Regions from separate parts of the Mus musculus genome. Here region 2 is linked to region 1. A link is a contact called in ENCODE POLR2A ChIA-PET data. All regions are on one chromosome and are shown on one strand. The core of a region is the stretch at or near the end of the contact, and the rest is flanking DNA. Distances in the headings are between cores, read along the strand shown.

What was found. ChIA-PET counts read pairs that join two places held with the same protein, here RNA polymerase II (POLR2A).
Region 2: POLR2A ChIA-PET joins it to region 1 with 16 read pairs in embryonic stem cell. The contact joins the promoter of Ccdc85b here to the promoter of Gal3st3 in region 1. POLR2A ChIA-PET finds 5 or more read pairs at or near these places in 4 of 5 experiments (Patski and embryonic stem cell).

The regions. Positions count from the first base shown.
Region 1 is chr19:5,293,958-5,301,869 of GRCm38, forward strand. Gal3st3 (galactose-3-O-sulfotransferase 3) reads left to right here and starts at 4,374. Exons shown (of 3, transcript NM_001024717.2): 1 at 4,374-4,543. Sf3b2 (splicing factor 3b, subunit 2) reads right to left here and starts at 1,498. Exons shown (of 21, transcript NM_030109.2): 1 at 1,305-1,498; 2 at 1,084-1,130; 3 at 342-419. The coding sequence starts at 1,437.
Region 2 is chr19:5,454,843-5,462,754 of GRCm38, forward strand. It overlaps Ccdc85b (coiled-coil domain containing 85B), which reads right to left and starts at 2,721. Exons shown (of 1, transcript NM_198616.4): 1 at 1-2,721. The coding sequence starts at 2,555. The coding sequence ends at 1,947. Fosl1 (fos-like antigen 1) reads left to right here. Exons shown (of 4, transcript NM_010235.2): 4 at 50-1,096. The coding sequence ends at 466. Fibp (fibroblast growth factor (acidic) intracellular binding protein) reads left to right here and starts at 5,765. Exons shown (of 10, transcript NM_021438.4): 1 at 5,765-5,936; 2 at 6,119-6,317; 3 at 6,548-6,674; 4 at 7,690-7,790. The coding sequence starts at 5,852.

The DNA of each region.
Region 1 (7,912 bases), core at 3,124-5,623:
GATATCTACGTTGTACTAGATGCAGGGAGTATATTATTCAAGTCAGGGCATTATCCTTTACCGTTTCAATAACTTTGGGAGCTATACCTGGCAGGAGAAAGCATGACCACTTCCAGCTGAGAAAGGATCAAGGAACATTTCCAGATATTCTAGTGGAATCTTGAGTGATAAGTCAAATTTGGAGGAGTAGACATTGGGGATTAAAACAGTAGCAGCACTAAATCAGAAGTGAAGAGGTCACAATTTTGTCTCCTTAGACCTCACCCTTAACTTACGGTCCCATCTGCTAGCTCAACACATGGCTATCCTGAGCAGAAAAGATCCTCGAAGCAATCTCTTACCTGTGCTGACATAGGAGGAGGAGCCGCTTTGTCCCCATCTTCTCCTCTCAAAACTGGTCGATTCAGGACAATGCCCGTCTACAAGAAAAAAGAGAGCTCTAGGTCAGACTACAAGGACGTATTCCATTACATAACCTCCTCTTCCATTTATTTACTTAACAAAATGTACCCAGTGCCCACTTGACAGAGACTGGGGCTGGAACCTGAGAAAAGCAACAGGAGTAGAAGTAATTACAATAAAGCAAAACCAAGAACTGACAAAATGGTCAAGAGCCGGCTTGCTGCGTTGAAGTACACAAAAAAGACCTAGCCCGGTGTGCTGGAGCACTCGGAAGGCAAACGCATTAGGATCTCTTAAGTTTGAGGCCAGCCAGGGCTACACTGAGAAACCCTATCGCGAAAGAACAAACAAAAAAAGTATATGAAACGAAGATCCAGCCGCGGAGTGGTGGCGCACGCCTTTAATCCCAGCATTTGGGAGAGGCAGGCGAATTTCTGAGTTCCAGGCCAGCCTGGTCTACAGAGTGAGTCCAGGACAGCCAGGGCTATACAGAGAAACCCTGTCTCAAAAAAAAAAAAAAAAACCAAAAAAAAAAAAAAAAAGAAAAGAAAAAGAAAAAAGAAAGAAGAGAAGAGAAGAGAAGAGAAGAGAAGAGAAGAGAAGAGAAACGAAGATCCATCCGTGAGTAGTCTTAAAGGCCTCCAGGAAAAGTGAGACCTAGCCTGCACTGACAACACTCACCTGACGGGTGTAGGTCTGCAGCCGCTCTACTAACTCCTCGCGACTCCCTATAGGACGAAGCACAGAATCAGGGGGTCAGCATCACCTCGAGCAGGCCAATTTGGCGAGGTCAGGTCCCACAGGCCTGTCTCCGCCCCCCGCCCCGTGGGTCTCCTGGGTAACCAAGCTCCACTTCGCCACAAGCCCACGCAGGGCCCCTCTCGACCGCCTCTGCGCCTCACCCTGGATCGGCGCTCCTATCTCTGCCAATCTGGCCTGAAGCTCCTGCGCAGCCCAGGCTCCATAGTGGCCTGGAGGTGGAGGCGGTGGCAACTGCAACTCTCCTTTGGGAGGTTCGGGATGCTCCGCCGCCATCTTAGCCACAAGAAGGCGCGAGACCAACACGGAAGCTCGGGTCAGCCGCCGGGCCTACTTCCAGAAACTTCCGGTTGCGTAATCCACGTCCCGCGGTGATTGGAGAGAACTTGGTCCAAACACACGCCCTTTCCCTTACCGGGGAATAGGAATCGCCGCCAACGGAGGTTGCAGAGCCTTCTGGGAGTTGTAGTTTGCGGATGCGCCATCTAGAGGACGAACGCTCGCTATGACATCCGGTATGCAGCAGTAGTAATACATCCGCTGCCTGGCTGCAAGAGCTTACTCTACCCAGAGCAGATGCATTCTTCTTCTCTCCTGGCCAAACACATACTAAGTCTTCTGTCCCGACACCCTTCAATGATGAGAGACCTGGGTGCTTATTTCTCCTAGGAGCTCATAGAGATTCCTTTCCGGCGCCCGAATGGGAGGTTGGTGCCGATGGCTCTGATAAAACAGTGTTTGTCTGCTCACTCCCGCCCAGGCGTGCTTGAATGGGCTGAAAGGGGATCGGAGCCGGTGGAGGAACGGACCGCCAAGCTGAGTTCCAGCTGCTGACCTGGGGGAAGGGCACTGCTAAAATAAAATCCCCTTTTGCACCTTCGAAAAAGTCTTAAATAAATGTATTCTCTGTCAAATGCTTCCTTCCCCCTTTCGAGGAATGTTCATTAATACATTTTCCACCTTTCAGGTGTTTTATTATATGTATATGTACCGCTTGCATGCCTGGTATCTGTAGAAGCCAGAAGTGTCAGATCTGGAACTGGAGTTACACTTTTGTGAATCGAACCCAGGTCCTCTGCAAAAGCAACAGTGCTCTTAACACCAATTCTCAAGCCCCAAGGTTTTTGTTGTTTAAGACAAATGTGTCCATATGTGGCCCAGGCTACCCTAGAACTTCTGATCCTTTGCAGGCTACAGATATATACTATCACACCCGATTTCATGGAGTGGAAGATCAAGAGTCATGTAGTTCAGACTGTCTTGGGACAAAATCGAGCCCAAGCCAACCTCTAGCTCTTGGCAATCCTCCTGCCTCTGCTTCTTGAAAACTGGGCTTACTGCTGCCAGCTAATCCATTGTCTTTGTTTCATTTTTAAGTCTTTCCTGTCCTTTATTCCCACCTCCATTCCCCCAAACAGGATCTGGAACTTGATCTTCTTCTATCTTGAAGTATTTAGCATCCAGGAGGCAGCTAATAAATGAGTTGGGAGGTGGGGGTATCTAACCTGGGGACTTTATATTCTTGTAGGAAAAACAAAAAAACCTCAGGACCTTTCTTGGGGCAAGACACCATGACCCTTGCCTGCCCAACATCCACCAATTTATTTTATCTCCTTCCCTCTCCTAGTTCTGCCGCTCTCAATGACAGCCTGTTTGGTTTGTGTGTGATGAATAAAGGAGAGGAACACAAATGGTCTCATTTCCCACCCACGCGCTTCAGATCTTTTCCTAGCCACCTCCGTTTCACCAGCTGTCCTCAAGGGAGGAGTAATTGGAAAGGAGGGGTGAGCAGGATGCAGGAAAGGTGGGGTCTGAGACAGACAGATAGAGTACAGCTGGTAAAAGCGGTTCTTGTTCCCTTCACCTATACCCAAATGGTGACTCTTCCCCATTGGGTTCTCATCACTACCCTACACTGGGATTGCAGACGGAACCAAAGCCGGAAAGGACAGAACTAAAGAATGAGCGGCGGTGGCTTTTCCTTGTGCTTGCCAGCTTACTCAGACAACCATTTTTAACCCAAAGGAAGTCTCTGCTCCCTGTAATCAGAGAGCCCCGGACAGGTCACCTGAGGCTGGAGGCCCCAGTATGCTCAGGCAGGACTCCAGAGGAGTCCAGGGGGAGGAAGAGGAGGAGGAGAAGGGCAGGGTCTCTAAGGCAAGATAAAAGAGCAGATGGGTCGGTAATATAACTAGGGCCAGAAAAGGACATACCAAACAGGATGATTTTTTTTTTTCATGATTGCCCTGGGATGCAGATAGGATACCAAACTCTGCAAAGAGAAAGACTGAAAGAAAACAGAAGCTGACATGCCCGTGTGCCCCTGCCTCTGAAGTCAGGATCCTTACATAATGCCCACTTATTGGCTGTGTGAGACCAGAAGGGACCAGTGCAGCCCTGTTAAAGTACCAGAGTTGGGTGGTTAACCTACCTGAAGATCCTTTCCTTGCCCAGAATAAAGGAGACAACATCCATGCCATCCCTAGAATCAACTGTGGTCTCATGGCATCTAATGTGGCTGTAGGGGGTGCCACTATTAGACACCCACCAGGAGCTCTTTCAATTAGAGCTGCTACAAGGAAACAGGTGCCCATTTCAGTGCTGAGAAGTGGCAGGACTCTTGACTCCTGTTGCCTCTTGACTCCAAGATGGAATAAAAGCAGAAACCAGAAATGAACTGGAGTTTCTGACTCCGAGTGCAAGGTGCCTTGGCAGAGACCCCAGATCAACAGCAGCTCTGGTCAGAACTGAGAACGCTGGAGTCCTGACCAGGCCTGGGTAAACTTCTAGGTTCTGCCTCAGGAGAGCTGGAGGGCAAACTGGAAGGGAAGGGGCCAGACAGGCGAGTAGAGGTGGGAAGTACGGGGGAAGAGAGAGAGGGAATATAGGAGACTCCTTGTGCACCTGAACCTCTAAGCCAACCACAAGAAGCGCCAGTGACCGACAGGACCCAGCCATGCCTCGGTTTTCGCTTCTGATGGACAATGGTGTTGAGCTCTTTCTACAAGATTGCAAGGGAAAGATACCTGTATCTAAAGATGCCAATACCAACAGGAGAACGCTCACCAGCAGCAGGCAAGCTACGCAGTCCCCCTCCTCTTGCTGCTTTTTCTTTTCCCCCTCCTCTGAGCCGCCAGGCCCCCGCCCCCGCCCCGCCCCCGGTGTGAGATGGGGGACGGGCGGCGGGTATAGCTGAGCTGAGCTGAGCTGAGCGGACAGACTCAGACGCTGCCACCTGATCCCATCCAGGCGCAGCAAAGCAAGCTATCGGCATTCTGCGTTCAGAGCCCCCGTTGCCCTAAGACCCGGCAGATTTCAGGACAAGGGGCACAGGGGGAGCGGAGGGTAGCCCTGACCCAAGTCGGAGACAGAGCCTGCCTGCGTGAGTACTGCAGTAGCCAGCCCGGGGCTGGAGGGAACAAGGGTGCACTGCAAAGAGGATGGGGGCCTGGGCAGTTGCAGAAGAGTATCTTCGGGGCCTTGTGCCAAGAGAGCTTGAGGGGGTGGCTCCGGACCCTCAGGAAGCTGGCAAGGGGTTGAATCTGGCCAATTGCTTATAGTGACCAGATCTCTGGATGAAATTGTGGGAATGTGGGGCGCGGTGGGGGTGGGAGTGGGTAGTAATGGAGAAAGGAGAATGAAGAGAATTAAGAGGCAGGGATGAAAGCGTGTAGGGGGTGGGATGACAGAGAGAGGAGACTCGGGAAACCTTGTGCAGGGAGCAGAAGGGATGGAAAGATATTCGATCTCCTAGGCTCTATTGTGCTTCCCACCCTCTCTGCCCTTTTCTGTTTGGGGACTTGCGTGACCTGAGATATGCCATGCCCCAAGACAGCTTAAGTCTCCACATCACTGAGAGGACAAGTCTCAGTGGTCAGGCCCGGGATCCACTCCTCCAAGAGCATCAGTATCAGTCCCGTAGCTCTGAGGGGAGAGTGAGAAAGATATCTTTTGGGATTAGGGTGGACATCTGGGTTAGCTTTCAAATCTCTGGCTGGCAATTCCATTTCTTCTTTGGTTCCCTGGAGAAAAGAAAGCAATTTACAAAACTGGGCAGCAGCCTGAGGTAGATTATTCTGACTAAAATTAGCACTGCTATTCTGATAAGGCTGGCACCCTGACCTGCTGGGTATGGTGAGGAGACCTCTTTCCAAAGAAAAGAATATGTGAAGCCTCTGTAGGCGGCACGCACACCAGCAGCGTGGGCACACCAGCAGCGTGGCCACCCATTTGCTTCAGCCTCAAGACCAGAGGGAAACTCAGCCCAGGGAACTCCTCCAGGCCCCCACTGCTAAGTCCTTCTATACAACAGGCATGGCCTGACCCAGGGAATGCAGGCCTACCTACTCTAGTAGCCAAATGTTACTCTCTATCTGGACCTGGGATGGTTTCTCTGGTTGGATGCCCACATATAGGACACAGAATTCTTGCTTTCAAATACCTGAATCTGTCATGAAGAAAAAAATCTGCCCTGTGCTCTGAAGAGTGACATAGCTACAACACAGAATAAGAAGCCAGGGCAAGAGCCGGGCAATGGTGGAGCATGCTTTTAATCCCAGCACTTGGGAGGTGGATTTCTGAGTTCAAGGCCAGCTTGGTCCTCAGAGTGAGTTCCAGGACAGCCAGGGCTATACAGAGAAACCTTGTCTCAAAAAAAAAAAAAAAAAAAAAAAAAAAAAAAAAGGAAAGGAAAGTGAAAAGAAAAAAGAAAAAGAAATAAGGGCAAGCTAAACCCAGGAATGGTCACAAAGTAGGGTGACTGGTCCTCACAGTCCCAGAATGGTCCCTGGAAGGAACTGTAGGCAAGAATGAACTAGGTTATATTGGGAGGGAATAAGCCAGAAGCCAAAATCCCTGGTGTTCCCAGCCTGGAAACTGGTACCTAGGGAATCCCCTTGCAGACCTTAGCAATCTTGTTGGCTCCCCAGTTCCAAGCCTTGGAGGCAATGGATAAAGCTGTTTGTAGAATAGATGGGATATCGAGACAGCAACCTCATTCTCTGAGGCTAGGAAAAGATCCACTGTAGCTCCCCTTACACTTGGCCTCCATGGCTGGGTCAGATTCCTCTAAGATACAGCGTAGTTTAAGCAAGTTTAAGAGGTAGAAAAAGACTTGTCCTCTAATTGTCTCTTGGAAAACCATCTGGTCACCAAGTTCTCCAAACAGGACTTGTGATAGAAACTTTGTGTCCTAAAAGGGCCAAGCCCTTGACTTCCTCCTGCTGGAGACCAATGTTCTATCTCAGAAATCCCCAAATTGGAAAGGACCTAGGCTGCCTCCCTGTGCCCTTGATTGCCTTCGGAGGCCAGGCCCTTTGCTCTCTGTGTTCCAAAATGATTATGTCTCACTGGCTGGTGGAAGAAACCAGATGTGACCTGGAGATAAGGGGAGTTGTAAACAAGACATCTTTCCACCTAAACAGGTTTAGATGTAATCTGGTATTAATAGGGAAGGGGGCACAAAAAAAGAGAAACTGGAAGCCACGCCTAGAGCCACAGAGTTACCTCACCCCTCCTGGGACCAGGTGTCCTGGTTCCTTACCCGTGCATATTCTCCTAAGGTTGCAAACCCTCCTCCCTTCAGAGGTAACAGTGTGAAGGCTAATGCTGAGTCTGAACCTGTACATACGCCCTAAGACAGACCCACCCTAGCCCGGGGGCAGGCACGGCTGCTGAAGCTAACTTTTCACCTGAACTGCCAACACATTCTTGCAAAGAAAGCAAGCCTGGCTCTTGCCTCTCTCTCCCTCCTCTTACCTAGAAGGCTCATCTCCTGCTGGGAATTCTCAGCAGAGCAATTTGTAGCCACTCTGCCCATCGCTCCTAGGCTAGTCTTGGCCAAGCACCTACACAGTCAGCTGATGAGCCACCTGCTTTTTACATGGGGATGGGATTCAGACAAGGATCCAGGGTTTCAAGTACTTCTTTCCCTGGTAGATTTAGTCCCAGGTCCTTAAGGCAGTGGAGACACAAGCTGGAGGGCTCGGTGCTCAGAAGTATGCAAAATTACCAGACCAGGCAGGGGTGGAAAGATAAAGTTTTCCGAAATTATTTTACATCTGTGAGTACGTGTTTTGCCTACGTGTATATCTGTGCATTGTGTGCATACCTTGTACCTCTGGCAGAGGCCGATCATCTGGAACTGGAGTTACAGAAAGTTGCAAGCCATCATGTGGGTGCTAAGAATCAAACCTGGATTCTCTGAAAGAACGACTTAAGATTCTCTTAAGTACTGAGCCATCTCTAGCTTGAAAAATCAGTTTTGAATGGGAACAGCTCATATAAAGTCTAAGAACAAGGACTTTGGAGACAGAAGAGTAGATTTGGCCAGATGTGGAGGCACACACCTTTTTTTTTTAATTGTTGTTGTTTTTAAATATTTATTTATTTATTATTATTTATACAAGTACACTGTAGCTGTCTTCAGACACACACCAGAAGAGTGCATCCGACCTCATTACAGACAGTTGTGAGACACGGTGTGGTTGCTGGGATTTGAACTCAGGACCTTTGGAGACCAGTCAGTGTCATCTCTCTGGTCTGGGGCGCACACCTTTAATCATAGCGTGTAGGAAGCAGAAGCAGGTGACCTCTGAGTGTGAGGTCAGCCTGGACCACGTAGCAAGTTTCAGGCCAGTCAGGCCAGTCTCACAAAAAATAGTGAGACTAATTGTTTTTTTAAGTAAGTAGATCTGAGTCAGCAGTCTGCTATCGCTGGCTGCGTGTCTATGAATAAATGACCGTTACCCTC
Region 2 (7,912 bases), core at 1,471-3,970, 160 kb after region 1:
TGGGGATCTTTAGCCTTCATTTTCCTATCTTTCTGCTAATCCTGTAAAGGAGACCGACAAATTGGAGGATGAGAAATCGGGGCTGCAGCGAGAGATTGAAGAGCTGCAGAAGCAGAAGGAACGCCTTGAGCTGGTGCTGGAAGCCCATCGCCCCATCTGCAAAATCCCAGAAGGAGACAAGAAGGACCCAGGTGGTTCTGGCAGCACCAGCGGTGCTAGCAGCCCACCAGCCCCCGGCCGCCCAGTGCCTTGCATCTCCCTTTCTCCAGGACCCGTACTTGAACCGGAAGCACTGCATACCCCCACGCTCATGACCACACCCTCTCTGACTCCTTTTACTCCGAGTCTGGTTTTCACCTATCCTAGCACACCAGAACCTTGCTCCTCCGCTCACCGAAAGAGTAGCAGCAGCAGTGGCGACCCCTCCTCCGACCCCCTGGGCTCTCCTACACTCCTGGCTTTGTGAGGCACCCAGCCACATCCCTTGCTGGTGCTACTCCAAGCCATCCCCTTTCTCCCATTGATCCAGCAGGCCTGGACCATACCCTTGCCCCAAACCAGCAGATCTTTTATCTCTTCCGACTAGAACAAACACATTATGCTTTGATGTAGAGCCAGCTTGGAGGGGATCCCCAAAGCTGCTCACTGTTTTTCTAGAGCTGGCCTATCATAATTTGCACAAAATTAGAGGAAAATATGTTCCCTCTGCCAGAGAACGCCTGGCAGCCCAGACTTTGTAGATCCCCAGGGGTCCTTTGACACCCTTACCCCTTGCAGACCACTTTCCCACACCACGTCACTTTCTTCATGTTATCCAGCCTACTCTACACCTAGACAGAAGGTGCCCTTTGACTAGCCTAGAACACTAACTCACACAGCATCAACAGCCAGCAGCACCGGACATCCTGCAGGCTCCTCCTGAATGGCACAACGCAGGAGGCGCCAGGGGCTTCTGTGAGGAGCGGAGCTGCACTCCCTAGCTCTGAGAAGCGCTTAGCTTCAGGGTATCCGAGCCTCCACCGCAAGGGCAGCTGCTATTTATTTTCCTAAAGAGACTATTTTTATACAAACCTTCCAAAATGGAATAAAAGGCTTGAAGCTCTAGTCTGGGTTGTCATGTTGGATCCAGAGGCTAAAGGAGACCATTTGGAACAGGAGTTCCAGGTTCCAGTCTCAGCATTGACCTTGAAGAAACTACCATATGTTTTTGGACTTCCATATTCTCACCTGAAGAATGGGGCGACCCTCTGCTCTTCCTTGTCTCCTATACTGAGAGACTAAGAATGCTCTGGAGTGCAAGCAAAGAAGATTATCAATTATTTTCCCCATGGGAACCCACACTGCTCCTGTCTTAAGGACTGGGGGGGGGGCAGGGAAGGCCGGTGGTATATCCTTCCACCATCCATGCAGGCGGTTCAGTGGGCTTTAGGCCCCCAACACCTGCTTCCTGTCCCATTGTTTTAGACAGGAAGGAGCCTGGAAGGGAGCTGGAGCCACTACAGCGGCCGGATTTCAGCCTGTCTTGGCGCCCATCGGGGGAGTTAGTGGTCTACCACCGTCTCAAATCCCACCCCAATCCCAGGTAATAGGGAGTCAGCCCTAGCTCTGCAGTTCCTCCGGATGAGAACTGCACTGCATCTCTGGGTTTACGCCCTCTTCCCAACCCCGGCGAGTTCTAGACACAAGCTGGCCAGGCTTCGGGCTCTGCTTCCTTCCCAGTTTATTAGTCCCCACCCAACCACACAGCAAGTCCCTCCACTTCAGCCTCCATTTCCCCTGCTGCTCTGCCAGCAAGAGCAAGGAGCCCTCCTCAGTGCCAGGGCTTTTCCAGTCCATTCCAGCGCCCTGGTGCTCAGCCGAAGCTACGACCAGGTCTGGAGGTCCACAGCATTCCCCGAGCTCAGGGAGCAATCCAGGCAGGCATTGGCGTGGAAAATGCGGCGCCCTCAGTCATCAGGGGAGCAGGCTAGGGGCAACTGATCCGGGCTGCCCACACTGCCAGTGCTGGAACTTCCATCGCCTAGGTCGCGGGGCCCGCACGGTGGCAGGGCGAGCTCGGGTGTGGGCCCAGCACCTGAGCCCACTGCGCCGCCGGGGCCACCGCGGGGGCCCCACTCTTCGCCCAGTGCTAAGCAAAGCTCCTTAAGGGCCAGATTTTCCCGCAGCAGCTCCTCCTGGCGGCCTTCCAGCTCCGCTAGCTTCTGCCAACAGCCACCCAGGTCCTCGCGCACCGCCCGGGATGCTTGGGTCCCAAAGAGCTGCCACTGGCGCGCCGCACGCCGTCCTCGTTGGCGCTCCGAGTCCAGAAAGCAGCAGAGGTCGCGCAGCTCCCGGTTCTCCGCCTGCAGGCGCCGGTTGAGCTGTTTGAGCTCACGGATCTCGCCCAGGTGACCCTGCAGCTGCCGATTCACCTCCTGCATCAGGCGGCCGCGCTGCACTAGCGCTGCCAGGCGCGCCGCCTCCTCCCGCCGCAGGCGCCGCACCAGCTCCTCCTTACCCAGCGCCGCCATCTCCTCGTCCGTCAGCTCCTCCAGGCCGCCTGCTTCGGCCTCCATAGTTGATCAGGCAGCTGCAGCATCGCCCGCCCACGGCCGAGGCTCTGGAGCCCCTCCTCGGGCCGGTTGCCTCTCAGGCTCCGACCCGGGCTCTGGCTCCGAGGACCGTAGGCAGTGGAAGAGGCAGCGTAGGCTGCAGCAGCTACCCTGGGGTGGGCACGAGGCAGGGCGCGCGCCGGGGCGGGGCCTCGTGATGTTGCCCAAGAACAGCCAATCCAGAAAGTCTCCCAGGAAGGGGCGGAGCCTAAGCCTGTAGCTCTCTTTTCTCGCCCACTCCGGACCTGGGTGTCACGACCCTCAAACAGTAGAGACCTTCTCTCTCCTTTCCTTCTATGGTCATCTCAGCGGGACTTGAAGGCGTTACAGGACTCCATGTTCCAAAATCCCTCGAGCACTTTTTGAGAAATGATATTCAGGTGTCTGCCTTTGACTCCTTCCCACTCCGCAACAGAAGCTAAACAGATGGCTTACCAGGCTCTTCTTCCTTTCCGAGAACTATGAAGCATCACTCCCTCGCAGCTACTCCGAATCTAGAGTCAAAGGTCCTGGCCCATTCCCAACCCTCCCTCCCTTCCTCCCAGGGACCGTTTCCTGCCTGCAGGATGGGCCATCCAAAGGATTTGTTTGTTTAATAAACCTTTGTTGTGTGAAAGGTCCGTGTAGAAATACGCTTAACAATAATCCTGTACTTGATCAAAAAGGTCAAAATCTGACAGAAGAAGCCAAGGCTACACAGAGAAACCCTGTCTTGCAGAGAGAGAGAGCGAGAGCGAGAGAGCGAGAGAGAGAGAGAGAGAGAGAGAGAGAATCTTTTGGGGAAGAGAGAGAGGGCAGGCACAGAAGCTCACGTTGAGCATATGGCTCAATGACAACGCACTTACCTAGCATGTGGAAGGCCCTGGTTTATTCTTGGACCATAAAAAAAGGATGTGATACAGAAGTAGTCTCTGAGATCCCCAAAATATTTCCCAAAGAGGAAATACCTGAGGGGCCATTAAAGATGCATAAGATGCCAGCAGGGAGTTCCAGGACAGATAGGACTATGTAGAGAGACCCTGTCATCAAAACACAAAATACAAGACTGCCAAGAGAGAAAGAGTATGTGAAAGAAGCAAGAAGTGTGGGAAGAGTCACTGCTGCCCTGGAGAGTCTAGCTCCTTTAGGATTAAGCGAGGCTAGTTCTGAGAGTCTGGTAAGCGTGGGTATATGGGAAGTGGTAAGATGAGGAGGCTTTGAAGAGCAGGGTATATTGGTGGCTCCTATCCTGCAATCCCAGTGCTTGAGAGGTTGAAGTTGGAAAGGGAAGTAGACTTCAATGGCGGATAGATGTCGAGTTCTTAAGGACCTGCAGTTCTGGGCTAGAGGCTTGACAAAGGCCAGGTAGAATTTTAAAGAGGGAAATAACATTTCAAAATGTTTTGAGACAGGGTATGTAATCCTGGAGAGCCTGAAAGTAGACCAGGTTGGCCTCCAATTCACGGAGATTCTCTGGCCTCTGTGTAGGAATTACAAGCATGAACCACCACAGTCAAGAAAATATACATTTTAAAAAGACTTTTCTGAAGCCAGTTGTGTTGGTATTTGCCAGTAATCCCAGCACTTGGAAGGGAGCTGCAGGAGCCTCAGGAATTCAAGGTCATCCTCCCCACAGCAAATTCAAGACCTGATCTGTAGGAGACTTTGTCCCCAACTCTGTCCCCGCCAAAGAAGTCTCCACGTGTGCTGTGTGGGGTGGATTCTGGTGGCAGAGTGCACTGTAGATGAATAACACTGTGTCAGTGAACAGAGAGCTGTGCAGAACTAGGCTGGCACTGAGTCAGTGGGGCGGGGAGTAAGCCGCAGAGAGAGGCACTCAGCAGGCACATCAACAGCTCTGAATGCCTGAAGAGAGAAATTTGGGAGATAGCCCAGGTTTCTAGAACGAGATGGGTGCTGAGGCTGCCACGGAGATAAGAGTACAGGGAAACAGACTGGAGCTGAGAGGGATCTGTCTAGAAACCCTAAAATGTGCTCCGCCTAGGGACCAGAAGTGGAGTGGGAGACCTGGTCTTATAAACCAGGACCTCCTCCAGGACCTCCTCCCCCTGTCTCTAGGTAGCAACCCGCAAGTGCACTGAGATGAACTGGCTTTTGTAGAACTCATTTTCCCCCATTTTTCGAGACAGGATTTCTCTGTGTAGCCCTGGCTGTCCTGAAACTCACTCTGTAGACCAGGCTAACCTCCAATTCAGATATCTGCCTGCCTTCCAAGTGCTGGGATTAAAGGTTATACAGGGTTAATTTTATTAGTAATTATAGCCAGTAAGCTATATTTATGTATTATACAACAGTGCATACATATGTAGAGATCAGGTGATAAGGACTAGGTATACTGGTGGTTCCTATCCTGTAATCTCAATGCTTGGGAGGTTGAAGATCAAAGACTGCTGCCAATTTAGACTAGCCTGGACTACAAAGTAAGACCTTGTCTTAACAAACAAACAAAACAAAACCTGGAGCTGGTTCTTTCCTTACACAGTATGGGTGCAGGAGAACGAACTCAGGCTTGGTGGCTCCTGTGTAAATCTTTTACTGCCTCATGAAAAGACAAAGAAGACAGCCTTACTAGATGGGTGCCCCTGCAGATACCTACTTCCAGGCAGAGCTCTGAAAGACTTTAAGTGAAGTCACTAGCTTGTGTGTGGGTGTAGTATGTGGTGAAAAACTGGGGCTGGAGAGAAAGCTAAGTGGTTACAAGCAAGGAACCACAACCATATGTGCAACTAACTCATATTTGCCTGTAAATTTAACTCCAGGGGACCTGATACCTCAGGTCTCAAAGAACATTTGCACTCACACGTACACACCCTCTCCCCACATACACATTATTCAAAACAATAAAAATAAATACACTCCGGGAACAAGAAAAATGGTCATCTGTCTGTCTTATGGACAATGGAAGTAAGGGCCACATACACCTAGCAATCGCTACGATAGAACCTTGGAAACATTCTAATTTAGGATACAGGTCAAAACTGGGAGGCTCTGAGAAAACTGAGAAGATGGGAGTGACAGAAGGGGTTAACGGGAGAATCTGCAAGACAGGGTAGACTGAGAGAAGACTATCCCGACATCTTCCGAAAAACCGTTCACAGAGCTGAGCGGTGTCTCACTAGCTCCGTCCCGGAAGTGGTCCTTCATCAGCTCCGGGTGCCCGGAGCAAAATCTCCGAACTCCCGGAAGTCGCTCTGCGGCTACTCGCCCGGCCGGGGCCCGTACAAGCTCCAGCTTCGGGCGAACCCGGCCCGGGCATCGTCATGACCAGCGAACTAGACATTTTCGTGGGGAACACGACCCTTATAGATGAAGACGTGTATCGCCTCTGGCTGGATGGTTACTCAGGTCTGTGAGCCGCCCTCCCGGGAAGCTGTTGTTGGGGATCGGGAAGAGGGGGCGTGGCTAGGATTTAGGCTTGGTTTAGGGAAGTGGACAGACTGCGGGAAGTCGGGGAAGTGTAAGGATTGGAGGTGGAGGTGGAACCCCTGGAGGGCCTCTAGGGTCTTATGGTAGCGCCCACTCCTCAGTGAACGATGCAGTGGCTCTGCGAGTACGCTCCGGAATCTTGGAGCAGACGGGAGCCACCACAGGAGTGCTGCAGAGCGACACCATGGACCACTACCGCACCTTTCACATGCTTGAGCGTCTGCTGCACGCGCCGCCGAAGCTGCTGCACCAGCTCATCTTCCAGATTCCTCCCTCCCGACAGACACTCCTCATCGAGAGGTGCTCACCAGGGGTGGGGGACGGGGGTGGGTACTGGCAGGGATGTCAGTCAATCTGACTTATACCCATTTTGTAGACTGAAGCTGAGTCTGGGGGGAGGGTATTGGGATATACACAGGGGTAGATGGGGTGAACTCAGGAAATTAGAAAATTGAGAACAAGAGAAACCAATTCCAAACTCCCTTCTCCTTCCCTAATGGATCACCAATAATGACCTGTGCCTCCACAAGGTACTACACCTTTGATGAGGCCTTTGTTCGGGAGGTCTTGGGCAAGAAGCTGTCCAAGGGTACCAAGAAAGACCTGGATGACATCAGCACCAAAACAGGAATTACTCTCAAGAGCTGCCGGAGGCAGGTGGGTTCTACACATAACACCACTACCTGTCTAGCCCACCTCTGGATCCTTCTTACTACTCTAGCCCCACCTCTAGCCCGTGGTCTAGCCCATGATTGTGGAACCAGTTCCTTCTTCATATAAACCCTCTCCTCCCTCCACCTCCCCTCTGGCCAGGCGGACCAGGCTTAGGCTCAGTCTGACCGTGGCTTTCCTTTGCTTATAGATTTTCATTGGCTCCCACTGTCCTCGACCTTCAGACTCAGGTTGGGTCACTATAGACCTCTCTGGACTTAACATTTCTTGAGCCCCAAGTTTGTTTTTGTTCATGGTACTCCTGCCTAGAAGATGCTGTTCTTGGCCACATCTATCCCTTGAAATCGACAAGGGAGCTAGATCCTACCTTATCCATGAGCCGTTTTGGTAGCATTCATGCCTTGTCTTTAAGGGAGAAGTACCAGGGTGTAAACTGGGCGCAGATGGCTATGGGTATGGGTCTGGGCTCTTGCTACAACCTTTATAGGCCTTGAGTGCCTTTCCTTTGTGTCTAGAATGAGTTCGTGTGTGTATGCTGCTTGGTTCACTCCAAGTTACTCAGGAGAATCCGTTCTAATTCAGGCTCTTGAAGAGCCAGAGATTGACGGTCGTGATGCTAAATTGAACTTAAGGACAGGAATAAGTAAGCATTCTTTTAAGGAAAAATGCCAAAGGCTGGCAAACATTGTCAAATGATGGTAGTTATTAATACCTAGTCATGCCAGGGGTGCTGGCGCATGCTTTTAATCCCAGCACTCAGGAGGCAGAGGCAGGTGGATTTCTGAGTTCGAGGCCAGCCTGGTCTACAGAGTGAGTTCCAGGACAGCCAGGGCTACACAGAGAAACCCTGTCTCGAAACAAACAACAAAAACCTAGTCATTTGTTGAAGTGTTAGTGCTAAATTAGTACCTGCCCACCAGATAGGAGGACAGGAGGGAGAGATCCCATAGCAGCTCGCTCATGAACGTCTCCTGACCAGTGTTCTGTAATTGCCGGACAGTTTGACAACTTTAAACGAGTCTTCAAGGTGGTGGAAGAAATGCGGGGCTCCCTGGTGGACAACATCCAGCAGCACTTCCTCCTCTCTGACCGGTTAGCCAGGTGAGGGTCGCCGCCTCCTCTCTGACCGGTTAGCCAGGTGAGGGCTGCCACCTCCTCTCTGACCGGTTAGCCAGGTGAGGGCCGCCGCCTCCCTTCCTACTCGAGGTTTCCTGGGCCCTTAG